2 separate regions of the Homo sapiens genome follow, and region 1 is linked to region 2. The links are chromatin loops, found by intact Hi-C in ENCODE. Cell type or tissue: OCI-LY7. All regions are shown on one strand. Links, peaks and the distances in the headings refer to the core of each region. The heading gives the core; the rest is flanking DNA. Region 1 overlaps LOC105371723 (a long non-coding RNA gene). Region 2 has its middle 120 kb from the start of GOSR1.

Region 1 (8,327 bases), core at 101-8,100, 110 kb before region 2:
TGTGGACCCTCCGCGGGGTTGATCAATTCAGGGGGCCAGGCCCTGGAGAGCAGGTGGAGGGCAGGGAGCTTTCAGGCTGTGAGCCAGGGTGAAGGAGTGGGGTCTGGGGTCAGGTTAGGCACATGGCAGCCCTTGGGGTGTTGGAGAGAGAAGCAGAAACCAATGGTCTGTCCCCAAACAGCATGGAGGTCAACGGCCGGGAATATACATTCACCCTCAGGTGTGCCCCACTGGGTCCAACCTCCTCTAAGCAGTGACTCCCTACCAGGATAAGGGAGCCGGGCAAGCAGAGAGGGGAAGAGAGAGAGAGAGATATAGAGAAAGACAGAGAGCGAGAGAGAGACAGCGAGAGAGAGAGCGCGAGACAGCGAGACAGCCATCTTGGCAGCCATTTTGAACCCCTCCCCCTCCTGCCCCCAGGCACACATGTTGGGATGTGGGATGTGGGAAGACAGACCCCAGCTCTGAGTCTAGTGGAAGCCAGGCGGAAGAGGGGGGCCCTGCCTGGAACTGGGATACAGAAACCCCCACGCAGCTGCCATGGCTGGGGGTGGATGGGGGTTGGAACAGGAAGAAAGGGTCCAGGCAGGTACAGTGAGGTGCTGGCCAGGGATGGGGCAGTGTGAGGACCTGGACTGGAAGTGTAGGGACAGGGGTGTGTGTAGCCAGCGGCTGTCTTCAGATGGGGGCCGGGGGTGCACTGGAGAGATACCTGGGAGGGCATTTTCTGGACACGGCTGGAGCAAACACAGCACCCCCCCACCCCACCACTTCAGGCCTGGACTCGGGTCCCAGGACCGTCAGATGGGAGGATGACAACTGAACCCTCGTAGCTCAATCCAATGCGCACCTGGGGTGGGGGTGGGGAGCTGTCCTCAAAGCACGAATAATCCGGGTGGATCAAACCTGCCGGCCTCCCGTGCTTTAACCCGGCACCACGGAGAGAAGGTGCTGCCTGGCTGCACCCCCTCTTCCTGACAGCGGCGCCCCCCGGACTGCGGCCGGCTTGACACCCAGACGGACCCCTCCCCATCCCCCGCGCCACTGCCTCCCAGAGAAAAACAACCCCCTCGCCCAGCATCCTGTGGTGCCAATCCCCGACACGGATCCTCTGGGGCCCGGGGCCGGCGCGCGGCGCGCACACGCACACGCACCCCCTCCGCTCACACCCAGACACCTACACAAACAGGGCGCCAAGGACCCGCGCGCACACGCACCGGGGACACGCAGGCACCGCGGCGCCGCTTCCCCACAAAGGCTGGCGCGCGCGCGGGCACACTCGCTGTCCCCTCCCCCCGCCAGGCACCCTGCGGTCGCCCGTCCGCACCCCCGCGCCCCGGGAGCTCCGTGGGGGCCGCCCCTCCCGGGCCCCTCGCCAGTGGGGGTGAGGTGCGGGCTGCCCCCGACGCCCCTCCCGCTCAGGTGCGGTGCCCCGCGCGGCTCCAGCGTCCCCTCCGCCCTCGCGGCCAGGACAGGCCCCGGCCTCCCATCCTTCCCGCCTCCCCTCTTCCGCGCGCCCCGCACACCTGGCCCAGGTGCGGCTTCGCCCCTCGCCCTGGGCCCGCAGACACTCACCTGTCCAGCGCCGCTCTGGGGTCGGCCCAGCGTGTCTCTCCTGCGGCTCGGCGAACCCGGGCCCCCCGCCCGGCACATCTCCCGGAGCCGGGGCTGGGGGGAAGCTGGTAGGAGGTGGCGGGGCGAGGGCGGCCTCCGTGTCCCTTCCTTCCCCTGGCCCAGCACCGCCGCCACCAACCAAAAATTAGAAAAAAAAAAAAAAAAAAAAAAAGAAAATAGAAAAAAAGAGGCGGATTACACGGATCCAAAGGCGGCCCCCTCGCGGCGGCGGAGGCTCGGGACTGGGGGCGATCGGGTCTGCGCCCCTCCCGGGGAGGGAGGCTGTGGGGCGGGGGCGGCGTCAGAGCGCCGGGGGCTGGGGCGAGGCGGAGCGCCCCGAGGCGGCGCCGGCAGCGGCCCGCATCTCCCCCGCAGCTCCGCGGCCCCAACGGAGGCGGCACGTGTGTGCCCAGGCGACTTCCCAGCCCCCTCCGACGGCGGCGGTGGACGAGGGGTTAACGGGGCAGCGGGGGCGCCCCTGCAGGCCCCCGCCGCTCGGCGGCGCCGCTCCGGGGCCCGCGCGGCCCCCTCAGCCGGGGCCTCCTCGGCAGACGGCGGGGCGGGGGCACCGCAGCGCCGACAGCTCCCGCGCCGACGGCTCGGGCTCCCCGCAGTGGCCGCGGGGAGCTCGGGTTGGGGGCGGGCGGCGCGGAGCTGGCGGAGAGGGGCGGCGCGGCCGGAGGGGGGGGCGCCAGGCCGGGCCCGTGGGCACCGCAGGACGCGCGGACCGAGCCGGAGCCGGGAACCAGCAATGACAAGCCGCCAGCTCTCCCCTCTCCCCGGCGCACCCGCTCCGGGAGGGGGGCGGTGGGCGCGCGCAAAATCCGGCCCGGAGTCGCCGCCCGGGACTGGCCGCCGCAACCCGCTTGAGCGCCCCAGGAGCCGGCCCGAAAACCCGTGCTGGAGTTTCCTTCCTTTCGCCTCCTCTCGCCTCCTCCCTGGAAAAGCAGAGAGAGGGAAAGCGACGTGCTGGACCCCCGCGTTGGAGCGGGGAGTCGGGGAAGGGAGACAGGCGTAAGGAAGACCCGGAGCGGATTTTCCAGTGAAGTAAAAGGAAAGGCGCCGAGCCCGGGGAAGGAGGGCGCAAATGGGGAGATCTGGAAGGGTTGTGCAAAACCCGAGTTGGATTAGATAAAGATGGGAGAAACGGTGTTGGAGCGGGGGGTTGGGGGGTAGATGCGACATGGCCAAACGCACCCGGGGCACGCAAATTTCGGGCCGGATTCTTTCTTGGGAGACGGAGTAATGCGTCAGGCCTAACGCAGTGAAAACAAGCAAGACCCAGCCCGGAACTCCCGGGACCTGGGTTCGCATGGGGGGAGTTCTGGAAGGGGGATGCTTAGTGGCTGAGGCGACTTGGGCTGCCCTCATCTTCCTGGCAGCGACGTGCAAGGGGGAGGGGCAAAAGGAGGGCTGGACTCGGGTACGACGGGATTCGGCGTGCTGGCTGCACCGGAGCGGACAGGTAAAAGCGGTTTCTGGATCCAGGGGCGCTGCGAAGGGAATGCGATGAGGCCGCTACCCTGGGAGACCAGACCTACAATAAAAGGCGAGGGAGGCACGCCAAGCCAGGACTGGAGCGCGGGACGGAATGAGACCCTTAGCAGAAGATCCTGGGCCACCGGGACAGGGGCTTGGAGCTGACCGGGTAGCAGGGGCGGAGGGAAGCGTTAGGGGAAGGTTTGTATCTATAAACGCCTCAAAGTCTTGCTTTTGGGGAGGGGGTGCGAGGAGAAAAATTGAATTTTATGTTCTCTGAAAGAGTAAAAACCCGGCATGGATTTTCAACACCTAACAACTCCATTGCAGCTGGTGGACTCTAAGAAGTAGGGCAAGAAGCAGGCTTGGGTTCCCAGGCATCAGACCAAGTAAGGCGAGGGGCAGGTTTCGGGTTGAGGCTGCAGAGGGAGCCCCCGCACCCCCTCTCTGGGGTGGGGAAGGCTGTTGGACCCGGCTTGGCTGTCTGGAGAGCGAAAGTTGTGACTGCCAAGACCTATAGCTGGGGCTATAAAACTGGGCCCCAAGCCAAAAATAGGCACTTCGGCAGAACAGGCAACTTTGTGCAGGGTGGGGGCTGGAGGGAAATGGAAGTCGGGGGAAGAATCCTGGCGTAGAGGGAACAGGGGGAGGGGGGAGTCCCTGAAGCGGGGCTGCTGGCTCCATTTTATGAAAGATGGGAAGACTGATGGCTGGGGAGGGCTTGGAATCCTCAGGGAAGGGAATCCATTCAAGTGAGGCCCAAATGTTAAAGCAGACAGCTCAAAGTTCAAAGTTGGGCTGCATCTTAGCAGCAGGGCAGACAAACCCTGATCTGAGTTTTAGAGGAGGGGGACGGGCTGAGGATGGGGATGGGGGAAACCCCCATTCCCTACATGTCCAGGGAAGAGAGTGCATTGCTAACCAGGCGCTTTGCAGAATGAATGAGGAAAGGGAAAAGGGTTCCTGAGTAGGAGTGGTAAATCCACAAAACTTGAGGCATATCTGGATGGGAAAAATGAGTATCTAAGAAAGCCTGAATTGATAGGCTGCACGGGAATTAACTTGGCCTCTAAGAATCCCTTCCTAGAAGCACGTCGCTGTGGCTAAACTGGAGGAAGGGCAGGGACACCAGACTTCCAGGCTGCCCAGGTGACCACGCACCACAGCTGTGGCAGCCTGTCACCCTCCACCGCCTTCTATGGACAGCTGTCTTTTCATGACTGGGAAGGGATTCTTGAAAGCCAGAACCTAGGCAAATCTGGCCCCAGAGAACTTCAAAATGGAGGGATGGGTCACTTTCGTTCCTCCTTCATGCCCAGGATTTCATGGCTGCAGAGCTGTCCAGCCTTGAATCTGGGTGGCCAGGCTGGACACCTGGATCTGGGGGACCAAAGGGGTATAAAGTAGGAGTTGGTGAGTGCAAAACAGATCCCATCCATCTGTGGTTGACTGCAGACCCACTGGGTATGGAGGAGGGCATCCCATCTCTCTACGCCTCAATTTCCCAGTTTGAGATACTGACAGTAGCAAGTAAGACCCATGAAGGCTTTGAGATGGAGGGCACTCCAGGCAGCCAGCTTTCTATAAACCTAGCAGTACCGAAAAGGGAACAGAACTTGACGCTCAGGAAAAGCTTGTCACCTCCTTGTTCTCTTGCTCCAGGCCTTTGTCCCCACCCCACCCTCCAGCCCTGAGCAGCCCACCCACTTCCCCCTACAGAGCTAGCCTAGGAGGTGGTTCTAACTTGCACTCTCCAGAGGCTACGAGAAGGAGTGGCCTTTACTTATATGAGGGAAAGCAACGACATTCTTTAAGGCACCCTCAGCTCAGTTTGGAAAACCCCAGCCAGAACCCCCTCACCCTCGCCCCTCACCCCTTTCTAGACCCTCTAAACCCCACTGGTCCCAGCTGGGATCGGCTCTCCAGCCTCCATCTGATCCATGTCTCCTGGACTTGTGAGCGGCGTGCTCAGGAGACAAAGGGTGCGGAGAGGCTGGGGGCCGCGTAAAGAGCCCTGGCGCACCTCAGACCTTCGGCTTCGCAGCCGCAGTGGAGGCCGCGCCAGCAACTGGGCTCCGGGAACCAAGGCGTCCGCGCGCGCACGCAGACTCGCCCGCGCGCCGCGTGCCCCGCGCTGCCCAGATCGGTACCCGCGCTTCGGACACCCTGCTCCCAGGGCGCTCCTCGCTTCCAGCCTCCCACCTTGCGCCTTGGGATTCCCATGAGCCCCGCGCCTGAGACACCCCACGCTCTGTGTATTCCGTCCCACGGGACCTCCACGCCCACGGTGCCACGCGCCTCGAGTACCCCATGTTCTATGAACCCTGCACCTGGACGCCCCATCTTCTGTGCACCCTGTGCTATAGAACCCGCACGCCCAGGGTGCCCTATGCCTAGGGCACCCTGTGTTCTCCTGCGTATCTGGGACCCCACATTTTGTACGCCTAGCACCTCCAGCATCCCAGCGTCAGACACAGCTGGGCTCGCCTATGCCTTGTCTGTCCCCTCTCTGTGCCTTCCATGTATTGCGCCCACTGCCTCGGTTGGGCCCCCAACCTCACAGTCCTGAAGGCTCTGCTTCGCCCCAGTGCTCAGCTTCCCTTTGCCTCAGGCCCAGCGCCCTCGTTCCCGGGTGCCCTGCCTCAGGCTCCTGGACAGGTCAGCGCAACGCCAGACAGCCACTGCCCACCAGGCGCCCCCAGCCCGTGTTTTCCTAGAGCCCACTCGGTATAGGATGCACAACCCTGCTGTTCATTTCACTGCTCCGTGCACGTATTCATTCCTTCCATTTACGCCTCAAACACACAGCACGCACCTTATATGCCCTTACCTGTCAGGTGCAGTGTGATGCATTGAGGATGTGCCTCCAGTGCACAGGGAACAAGGCAGGGAGCCTTCTCTGGGCGCTTCCTTCGTCATGGAGAAGATGGACACAGAATGTGTGATGGAATGAGCCCTGGAAAGTCAGCAGGTGCCAGGGAGTGGAGGATGGACCTATCCAAGCCTTGAGGTGTGGGTGAAGTTTTGTGTGTCCCTGGCCTTTCCAGAGGCTCCCTGTACCCCCATCTTAGGCAACTTCTTTTATTTATTTATTTATATTTTTATTTATTTATTTATTTTGAGGAGTCTCGCTCTGTTGCCCAGGCTGGAGTGCAGTGGCACGATCTCTGCTCACTGCAACCTCCCTCTCCCGGGTTCAAGTGATTTCCGGCTAAGTTTCATATTTTTAGTAGGGACAGGGTTTCACCATGTTGGCTAGGCTGGTCTCGAACTCCTGACCTCAAGTGATCCGCCCACCTCGGCCTCCCAAAATGTTAGGACTACAGGCGTGAGCTACCGCGCCACACTATTTATTTATTTTTGGAGACAGGGTCTCTTTCTGTCGCCCAGGTTGGAGTGCAGTGATGAAATCATAGCTCACTGCAGCTCACTGCACGAGCCACCACACCCAGCTAATTTTTGTATTTTTTTTTTTCATAGCTTGCTATGTTGCCCAGACTGGTCTCAAACTCCCGGACTCAAATGATCCTCCTTCCTAAGTCTCCCAAAGGGCTGGGATTACAGGTGTGAGCCGTGGTGGCAGGCCAACCTTGGGCGATTTCTGAGCTCCATTCAGTTCCACCCCCACTGCCAAGCCAAGTGGAGGGCAAGATGAAGAGGTCCCAGAATTGGGCTAGGAGGATAGGTTGGGGGCAGGGAGTAATTCCAACTGTGTTCTTTTATTTTATTTTATTTTATTTTATTTTTATTTTTTTTTTTTGAGATGGAGTCTCACTCTGTGTCATCCAGGCTGGAGTGCAGTAGCATGATCTCGACTCAGTGCAACCTCTGCCTCCCAGATTCAATTGATTCTCCTACTTCAGCCTCCCAAGTAGCTGGGATTACAGGAATGCGCCTCCATGCCAGGCTAATTTTTGATTTTTTTTTTTTTTTTCAGTAGAAACAGGGTTTCACCATGTTGGCCAGGCCGGTCTTGAACTCCTGACCTCAAATGATCTGCCCGCCTCAGCCTCCCAAAGTGCTGGGATTACAGAAATGAGCCACTGCACCCAGCCAGGTTTTTTTGTTGTTTGTTTTTTGTTTTGTTTTGTTTGAGACGCAGTTTCACTCTTGTTGCCCAGGCTGGAGTGCAATGGTGTGATCTCAGCTTACCACAACCTCCACCTCCCGGGTTCAAGCCATTATCCTGCCTCAGCCTCCGGAGTAGCTGGGATTACAGGCACACACCACCACGCCCAGCTAATTTTGTATTTTTAGTAGAGACGGGGTTTCTCCGTGTTGGTCAGGCTGGTCTTGAACTCCCATCCTCAGATGATCTGCCCACCTCAGTCTCCCAAAGTGCTGGGATTACAGGCGTGAGCCACCGCGCCCGTCCTCAGGGGGTATATTTTGAAGGTGGAGCAGATGGATTGGAAGTGGGATACGAGGGAAAGAGGTAAGTCAAAATTTGTGAGCTGAGTGAGCCCCTGGAAGGATGGAGAGGATGGAGAGGGGGCAGTTTTGTAGGTTAGATCCAAGCCTTTGGTTTGATATGTCCAAGTGGAGGCATGAAGTTGGTGCCCGGGGAGAGGTTCAGGCTGGCCGAGAAATGGCTCAAATGAGCACGAATGCTCTCATTTATACTTTATGGTAACTCTGTGGGTGGGGGACTTTCTCCCCATCTTACAGAAGGGGCAACGAAGGCTCCAGAACATGCCCAAGTAGTTAAAAAATGTAGTTATAGGCCGGGTGCAGTGGCTCACGTCTGTAATCCCATTACTTTGGGAGGCCGAGGTGGGCAGATCACCAGAGGTTGGGAGTTCGAGACCAGCCTGACAAACATGGAGAAACCCTGTCTGTACTAAAAATACAAAATTAGCCAGGCATGGTGGCGCGTGCCTGTAATCCCAGCTACTTGGGAGGCTGAGGCAGGAGAATCACTTGAATCCGGGAGCTGGAGGTTGTGGTGAGCCAAGATCGCACCACTGCAATCCAGCCTGGAGACAGAGCAAGACTCCGTCTAAAAAAAAAAAAGTTAGGTTCCGAGCCGGGTCCCGGATTTGGGCTGGGAGGATAGGGTGGGGAAGGGGAATAATTCCAACTGTGGTCTTTTTCTTTTCTCACTCTGTTGTCCAGGCTGGAGTGTAATGGCTCAATCTCAGCTCACTGCAACCTGTTTCCTATGTTCAAGCAAGTCTCCTGCCTCAGCCTCCTGAGTAGCTGGGACAACAGGCGTATGCCACCATGCCTGGCTA
Region 2 (8,327 bases), core at 44-8,043:
TTGAAATCAAAGGTACTCTATAAATTTAAAATACTAATATGGTATTAACTTAAAGCAAAGAACAATAATTTTAAAACATCTTACAGCCCAAGTGTATTGTAAACCAAATATAAATTCACTGTGGGATCTGTCTTTTTTTAAGTGATTTTTTTTCCTCTATTAGGGAACCCAGGTCTAAATGAACTGTTAAACACTTAGTCTAAAGGTATGCCAAACATTTCTTAAGGTCTTAACAAAGAATCAACTTTTTTTTTTTTTTTTAAACAAAATGAGGCCTAGGTTAAGTATTTTATTTGGCTTCTCAAGATGGACTGAGAAGTTGGGCACCAGCTCCAGACCAATTCCTGGACGCACATCAAACACAGCCCTGTCATTTATCCTGTCAGTCAAAACAATCTTTTCCATCTAACCCTTTAATGTTTATGTCCTAAAAAGCTGCTAATTAAATCCAGCTCTTGAGATCTATTTGCTAAAATATATCCCATCTAATTTGTAAATGATGAACAAAAATGAAAAAAAAAATGTTCGCTTTCCTGGCAAAACAGAAGACTCCACTATAACCAAAGGAGGAAGGACAATGTTTTTAACATTTGTCAAATTTTAAGAGAAAACTATTCAGAGACAAATAGTTGTAAGAAACTCAGAGTACCTCAAACTGTTTTTCCTATTAAGTGGACACAGGGTATTTAAAAAATCCTCAGAAAAACCTGAAACAAAATCACTCTATAAATGTAGTTCAATATTCCCTCTTCCCCTAAAATATAAGCATAATCTTTCCTCTTAACAAACTTTACTTATAAATTTTTATAATGTATCATAGGCAGTACAGAAACCACAGATAAACACTTTAAGATCTACTGAGTCATACTAAAAACCTCAACTCATTTTATCTGCAGAAAATCAAAATCCCTATTTTTTCCCTCATTTTCTCTATGTAGCCTTGAGGGAAGTAAATGGAAACAGCTTATTTCTGATGCTTTCTGCACACCTGGGATCGCATGTTCTTTCGATGATCACTGATTCCAGATAGCAACAGATAAACTCTAAAGCAACAAAGATCCCCTAAAAAGGTTTCCATTGACTTCTCCCAATATAAGGACATTGAATGGGGGGGAGTAGGGGGAAATACAAGTATCCTCCAATCCAGGTTTTCCATTAAGAACCACTCAGTTAATGATTCCCTGCATTTTTCCCTAGGGAAAGCAAAACTGTCATGAAGGTCGTATATTATTTAAATTGCAGCCAACAGACATTCGAGATAAATTCTCAAATACCAAATTCACTGCAAGTTTTCATCTAGCTGTACTGGGATGTGACACACAGGCATTCAACCACAAAATTAGCTCAAATAAATCTCAAAGTCTAGTGTGGACAAACATAATTACAGTTTATTCGTACACGTGCACGCACACACAAATCCTCTACGGAAAATTATCTTTCTCACCACTCATCGGAATATAAACGTGGACAATTTATCAGGGGTAAATGGTGAAGGTAGGATAACGTCGTGATTTCAATTCCTTTTCAAACCAAATACAAGTTTTCCTAAAATGGGGGTGACATGTCCATGTAAGAATACCAAAAATGGCACTGTAAGCAAAAATGTACCTGTAATGTTAAAGATTTCATGCGCCTGGAATCATAAACACTTTGTAAGTGTAGTCTTCTATCTAGCAACCCCTCCGGACATTATTTTCCATTTAGAAAAAGGAAGGGGGAGGGTGGGGAGAGTAAGAGAAAGTTTGCTCTAAAGTTTGTATGAGCACATAGTTAGAAAAGTACCCCCTACCCGCCTCCAAAAGTGTGTTTTTAAAGCAGGTCTGGAGTTAGAAGTGACACAAGTTCTGCGGCCTACAAGGTACAACCCCAAACATGCCACCCTACAATCAGACACTTCCAAAACACAGTGTACAATGAGCCCGAGCCGTCGGATCAGACAGGCACATGGGAAAAGTCAACCTCAGTCTCCTCTCCTCAGAGAGACCTGAGTTTAAGGTGTGCGGCCCCGGCAACGGTGGCCAGAGGCGGGGAGTAAAGGTTTTGCAAGCGGGCATAAGTGGGTGTGCAAGGTAACAACCCGGGAACACACACGTACACCCTCCCGTTAAGCGCTCCATCTTTAAGGAGTGTTTACTGCGCGCAGTCTGCAACCGGATTCAATAATCCCCTTCACGAGCCCACCTGGGCCGTAGCCCAGGGGCTGCTGCTCCCCGAGCCCCGGGAGGCAGCGTCGGGCTCCTTGACCAAGACTTTTCAGCCCGAAATCCGCTGCGATGCGAACGGGTGTATCCTCCCCTCCACAAAAGACTACCCCGCCTCCCCGAGTCATCCTCGGCTTTTTAAAGAATGTCCAAACCAGAGCGAGTGGCTTTCCAATTACTCTCCCTGAACTAGGCCTTCCTACTCCTCCGACCCCCAACTCACCATTGATCGCGATCCTGGCCCTTCCCAAGTCAACAGGTACCCCGCGCCAGCTCGCCCACCCGGCGGCTGCCCAGCCCGGCCGCCGCTCCCCATCACCTGTCGGGCGCAGTCTGACTGGCCCGTTCCTCCGGCTTCAGGGGTTGGACATGTCCCCGGCGGCGGGGTTGGCGGGGGCGGCGGGCGGGACGGGGACAGGGGCGACGTCGAAGCGCGGCGGAGTCACCACAGAGGCAGGGGCTGAGGCCCGAGCTGCCGGCGCTGCGACCGCCACGGCCGGAGGGTCCCGGATGTGGCGAGCGTCGTCGTCCTGAGCCGCTGAGCTCCCCGCTCCTCCCACTTCTCCTTCCTTGGTCCGGGCAGCACAACTAGGCGGCAGCCGGCCGCTGGCGCCCCAGCCGTCTCCTCGCGGCCTCCGCGGCCTTTCCCTCCTCTCCTCTAGGCTAGGCCCAGTAGCCGACGGGGCTGGTCGGCTGAGGCGGGCGGTGCTCGGCGGCGCCGGAGCAGGACTCTGGGCTCGGCTACTCCTCCTCCACCCGCCTTTTTGTCTGAGGGACCCGGGACCTGGGGCTGCCGCCACCACTGGTCGGCTCCGGGGGACTGGGAGGAGACGGGAGTTGGGGCCGTTGGGGCCGGGCGGGGCCAGCGGGCGCGCGCAGAGTACCCAGGGTGCCCCGGGCTGGCACCGGCCGTCAGGGAGTGGGTGAGGTGCCGCCGAGGGTCTCACGCGGAACGCGCGCAGGGAGCAAAGTGGCAGCGGGGGCGACAACTCTGGCACCTGGAGGGGCATAGTGTCCGGTCCACTTAAGGAGAGCTTTTGTCCAAGCAGGGCCGACTGCATTTATTAGACGCCCACTGCGTGCAGAGCGCTCCTAGAGGCTGGGGCGAGGAAGGTTAGAACCGAGTCCGCTGCCCGCTGGGAATCTGGCGTCTCTCGGGCGAGGGAAGAGACAGCATTCCCACGCCAATGGTTCCAGCAAAGCCCCAGGACTGCTCTGCTCCTGGTCTTGTAGTTGACACCTCCATCGGAGACTCACCTGGGGGAGGCGATCGGGTTACCTGCCGGCTCCTGCTCTTTTCAGGTGCAGCCAAGGATAGGGAGATGATAACATCTGAAAGGATTAACAAGATAAACCTTGGAGAGTAATGTATGAAGGGTTGTTCATACACTGCTGTATTTAGTTATCTCAGGAGGAGAAAGAAAATTTCTTTTTAAATGTGTACCTTATCCTTTGACCTTGTAACTTTACTGCTAGGATTTTTTTTTTTTTTTTTGACAGGGTCACCCTCTGTCGCCCAGGCTTGAGTGCAGTAGTGTGACCACGCCTCACTGCAGCCTCAACTTCCTGGGCTCTGGTGATACTCTCACATGAGCCTCTGGAGTAGCTGGGACCACAGGTGTGCACCACCACGCCCCATTAATTTTTGTATTTTTAGTAGAGACATGTTTAGTAGAGACATTTAGGTTTCCCCACGTTGCCAGGCTGGTCACGAACTCCTGACCTCAAGAGATCCGCCTGCCTCGGCCTCCCAAAGTGCTCTCAGGCTCGGCTCCCTGAGCCACCATGCCTGGCCCTATTCTTGACAAATAAATAATAGTACGGAAGATGTTCTTTGCTATATTCCATTAATAACAAAAGGAATGAGGGAACAGCATAATGGTCCATGAACCGCATGCTTTTTAATGCAGCCATTTAACTGACAAGTTTTATGAAGATCATATAATATGGAAGAATGTATATGTAATGCAAAGTTTAAAAACAGAATAGAAGTTGTATGCATATGCATGCGAAAGTATGTAGCACAATGTAAACTACTAAGAACAACAGCGTGGGAGATTTTTTATGTGATTCATTAGTTTTGCTTTAGGCTGTTATTAATGCAATTTTAAATGTTTTGGATTAATATATTTTAATCCTTATTCCATGCCAGTCATTTCTTTTAATGCATCAGTGTAGTCACCTCTCCAGATAGTTACCTCTGAGAGCATTTCATCAGTTTGGATACAGCCTTACAATTAAAGTAATCCAAAAAAGTATATGAAGTTCTAGACATCACACTAGAAATACCACAGATAGGCCGGGCAGGGTGGCTCACCCCTGTAATCCCAACACTTTGGGAGGCCAAGGCGGGCGGATCATTTGAGGTCAGGAGTTCAAGACCAGCCTGGCCAACTTGGTGAAATCCCGTCTCTGCTAAAAAAAAAAAAAAAAAATATATATATATATATATTAATTAGCCAGGCGTGATGGCGCATGCCTGTAGTCCCAGCTACTAGGGAGGCCAAGGCACGAGAATCGCTTGATCCCGAGAGGTGGCAGTGAGCCAAGATCACGCCACTGCACTTCAGCCTGGGCAACAGAATGAGGCTCCGTATCAAAAATAAATACATAAATAAATAAAAATAAAAATACCAGAGATAGTGCCAGCAATTCATTCAACAAATATTAAGTGGCTATTTTGTGCAGAACAATGAGCAAGGTCCTTTAGAAATGCTTCCTTGTACTACAGATATATACAAATCAATGTGAACAATAGCTGCTACCACAATTTAAGAGGCTGAACAGTGGCAAAAAACTTAGCAAACTGATGTACACATTCACATTTGCCTTATTTTTATGGCACATTCTTTGTTTCCAGCCACCCAACTAACATAATTTGTAGCTTTATATTAGTTAATGTAAGTTAGTATTTCAGAAGGTGATGGGAGACCTGGGGGAGACTGCTTGTTTTGAAGTTTAAAGCAGTACATTCAAAAATGTAAGTGACAGCATAGAAAAATGTATACAGGGTTAACATGCAGAGGTTTGTATTTAGGCTTTCTTGTAAGTTTAAATACTATTGTTTAAAACAAATATTCAGATAAGAATAACACTTTAAAACCATTCAAGGACTGGGCATGGTGACTCATGCCTGTAATCCTAGCACTTTGGGAGGCTGAAGCAGAGGAATCAGTTGAGCTCAGGAGTTTGAAACCAACGTGGGCAACATGGCGAAACCTCATATCTACAAAAAATTAGCCGAGAGTGGTGGCATGCACCTATAGGCCCAGCTACTCGGAAGGCTGAGATAGGAGGATCACCTGAGCCCACAGAGGTCAAGGTTGCAGTGAGCCATGATCATGCTACTGCATTCTGTGGGGGAAAGAAATAGAGATCAGACTGTTACTGTGTCTATGTAGAAAGAGGAAGACATAAGAAACTCCATTTTGGGGATCTAATTAAACTAAAGAGCTTCTGCACAGCAAAAGAAACTATCATCAGAGCGAATAGGCAACCTACAAAATGGGAGAAAATTTTCGCAACCTACTCATCTGACAAAGGGCTAATATCCAGAATCTACAATGAACTCAAACAAATTTACAAGAAAAAAACAAACAACCCCATCAAAAAGTGGGCGAAGGACATGAACAGACACTTCTCAAAAGAAGACATTTATGCAGCCAAAAGACACATGAAAAAATGTTCACCATCACTGGCCATCAGAGAAATGCAAATCAAAACCACAGTGAGATACCATCTCACACCAGTTAGAATGGCGATCATTAAAAAGTCAGGAAACAACAGGTGCTGGAGAGGATGTGGAGAAACAGGAACACTTTTACACTGTTGGTGGGACTGTAAACTAGTTCAACCATTGTGGAAGTCAGTGTGGCAATTCCTCATGGATCTAGAACTAGAAATACCATTTGACCCAGCCATCTCATTACTGGGTATATACCCAAAGGACTATAAATCATGCTGCTATGAAGACACATGCACACGTATGTTTATTGCGGCATTATTCACAATAGCAAAGTCTTGGAACCAACCCAAATGTCCAACAATGATAGACTCATTAAGAAAATGTGGCACATATACACCATGGAATACTATGCAGCCATAAAAAATGATGAGTTCATGTCCTTTGTAGGGACATGGATGAAACTGGAAATCATCATTCTCAGTAAACTATCGCAAGAACAAAAAAACCACACACCGCATATTCTCACTCATAAGTGGGAATTGAACAATGAGAGCACATGGACACAGGAAGGGGAACATCACACTCTGGGGACTGTTGTGGGGTGGGGGGAGGGGGGAGGGATAGCACTGGGAGATATACCTAATGCTAGATGATGAGTTGGTGGGTGCAGCGCACCAGCATGGCAGATGTATACATATGTAACTAACCTGCACATTGTGCACGTGTACCCTAAAACTTAAAAGTATAATAATAAAAAATAAATAAATAAATAAAAGAAACTCCATTTTGATCTGTACTAAGAAAAATTCTGCTGCCTTGTGTTGTGGGAAGTCAGGGACCCCAAATGGGGGGACTGGCTGAAGCTATGACAGAAGAACATGGATTGTGAAGATTTTATGGACATTTATTAGTTCCCCAAATTAATACTTTTGTAATTTCTTATGCCTGTCTTTACTGCAATCTCTAAACATAAATTGTAAAGATTTCATGGACACTTATCACTTCCCCAGTCAATACCCTTGTGATTTCCTATGCCTGTCTTTACTTTATTTTTTTATTTTTTATTTATTTTTTTTTTTGAGAGGGAGTCTCGCTCTGTTGCCCAGGCTGGAGTGCAGTGGCACAATCTCGGCTCACTGCAAGCTCCGCCTCCCGGGTTCAGGCCATTCTCTTGCCTTAGCCTCCTGAGCAGCTGGGACTACAGGCGCCCGCAACCATGCCCAGCTAATTTTTTGTATTTTTAGTAGAGACGGGGTTTCACCGTGTTCACCAGGATGGTCTCGATCTCCTGACCTCGTGATCCACCCACCTCGGCCTCTGAAAGTGCTGGGATTACAGGCGTGAGCCACTGCGCCCGGCCAACCTGTCTTTACTTTAATCTCTTAATCCTGTCAGTCGAGGAGGATGTATGTCACCTCAGGACCCTGTAATAATTGCATTAACTGCACAAATTGTAGAGCATGTGTGTTTAAACAATATGAAATCTGGGCACCTTGAAAAAAGAACAAGATAACAACAATGTTTAGGAAACAAGAGAGATAACCTTAAACTCTGACCACTGGTGAGCCGGGCAGAACAGAGCCATATTTCTCCTCTTTCAAAAGAAATGGGAGAAATATCGCTGAATTCTTTTTCTCAGCACGGAACGTCCCTGAGGAAGAGAATACACGCCTGGAGGTATAGGCTTATAAACAGCACCCCCAGGTGCGCCTGTCTCTTATGGTCGAAATTGCAGAGATGAAATATACTCCAGTCTCCCATAGCGCTCCCAGGCTTATTAGAAAGAGGAAATTCCTGCCTAATAAATTTTGGTCAGACCAATTGATCTCAACACCCTGTCTCCTGATAAGATGTTACCAATGACAATAGTGCCCGAAACTTCATTAGCAATTTTAATTTCGCCTCAGTCCTGTGGTCCTGTAATCTCACCCTGCCTCCACTTGCCTTGTGATATTCTATTACCCTGTTAAGTATTTGATGTCTGTCACCCACACCTATTCGCACACTCCCTCCCCTTTTGAAAAGCCCTAATAAAAACTTGCTGGTTTTTGTGGCTTGTGGGGCATCACGGATCCTACCAACGTGTGATGTCTACCCCGGACGCCCAGCTTTAAAATTTCTCTTTTGTACTCTGTCCCTTTATTTCTCAAGCCGGCCGACGCTTAGGAAAAATAGAAAAGAACCTACATGATTATCGGGGCAGGTCCCCCGAAAGCCTTGAGATGCTGTTAATCTGTAACCCTATCCTCAACCCTGTGCTCGCAGAAACATGTGCTATATTGACTCAAGGTTTAATGGATTTAGGGCTGTGCAGGATGTGCCTTGGTAAAAATGTGTTTGCAGGCAGTGTGCTTGGTAAAAGTCATCGCCATTCTCCAGTCTTGAGTACCCAGGGACACAATGCACTGCGGAAGGCCGCAGGGACCTCTGCCCAAGAAAGC

What was found. Hi-C counts contacts between places; a loop is a spot of excess contacts. Peaks named below come from ENCODE experiments on the same cell type or tissue, not always from the same donor. Only the 100,000 strongest peaks of a DNase experiment are listed, where the experiment ranks them.
Region 1: a loop joins it to region 2, with 5 times the contacts of the local background. A loop is called at or near these places in 12 of 110 quality-filtered maps.

What each region holds. Positions count from the first base shown.
Region 1 is chr17:30,703,060-30,711,386 of GRCh38, reverse strand. LOC105371723 (a long non-coding RNA gene) reads right to left here. Exons shown (of 4, transcript XR_001753096.2): 4 at 5,922-6,049. It also overlaps the pseudogene SUZ12P1. Among named protein-coding and RNA genes, the nearest start is that of CRLF3, 120 kb to the left of the region's middle. RefSeq lists enhancers at 1,687-2,363, 2,744-2,793 and a silencer at 2,264-2,483. In OCI-LY7, for the core only: a CTCF peak has its summit at 3,563; DNase peaks (open chromatin) are centred at 2,046, 2,426, 2,986, 3,366 and 2 weaker places; H3K4me3 peaks cover 4,208 bases; H3K27ac peaks cover 3,182 bases.
Region 2 is chr17:30,595,110-30,603,436 of GRCh38, reverse strand. It overlaps the pseudogene SMURF2P1-LRRC37BP1 and the pseudogene SMURF2P1. Among named protein-coding and RNA genes, the nearest start is that of GOSR1, 120 kb to the right of the region's middle. RefSeq lists a silencer at 2,676-3,155. In OCI-LY7, for the core only: CTCF peaks have their summits at 3,060 and 3,262; DNase peaks (open chromatin) are centred at 2,176, 2,756, 3,006 and 3,786; H3K4me3 peaks cover 3,416 bases; H3K27ac peaks cover 2,679 bases.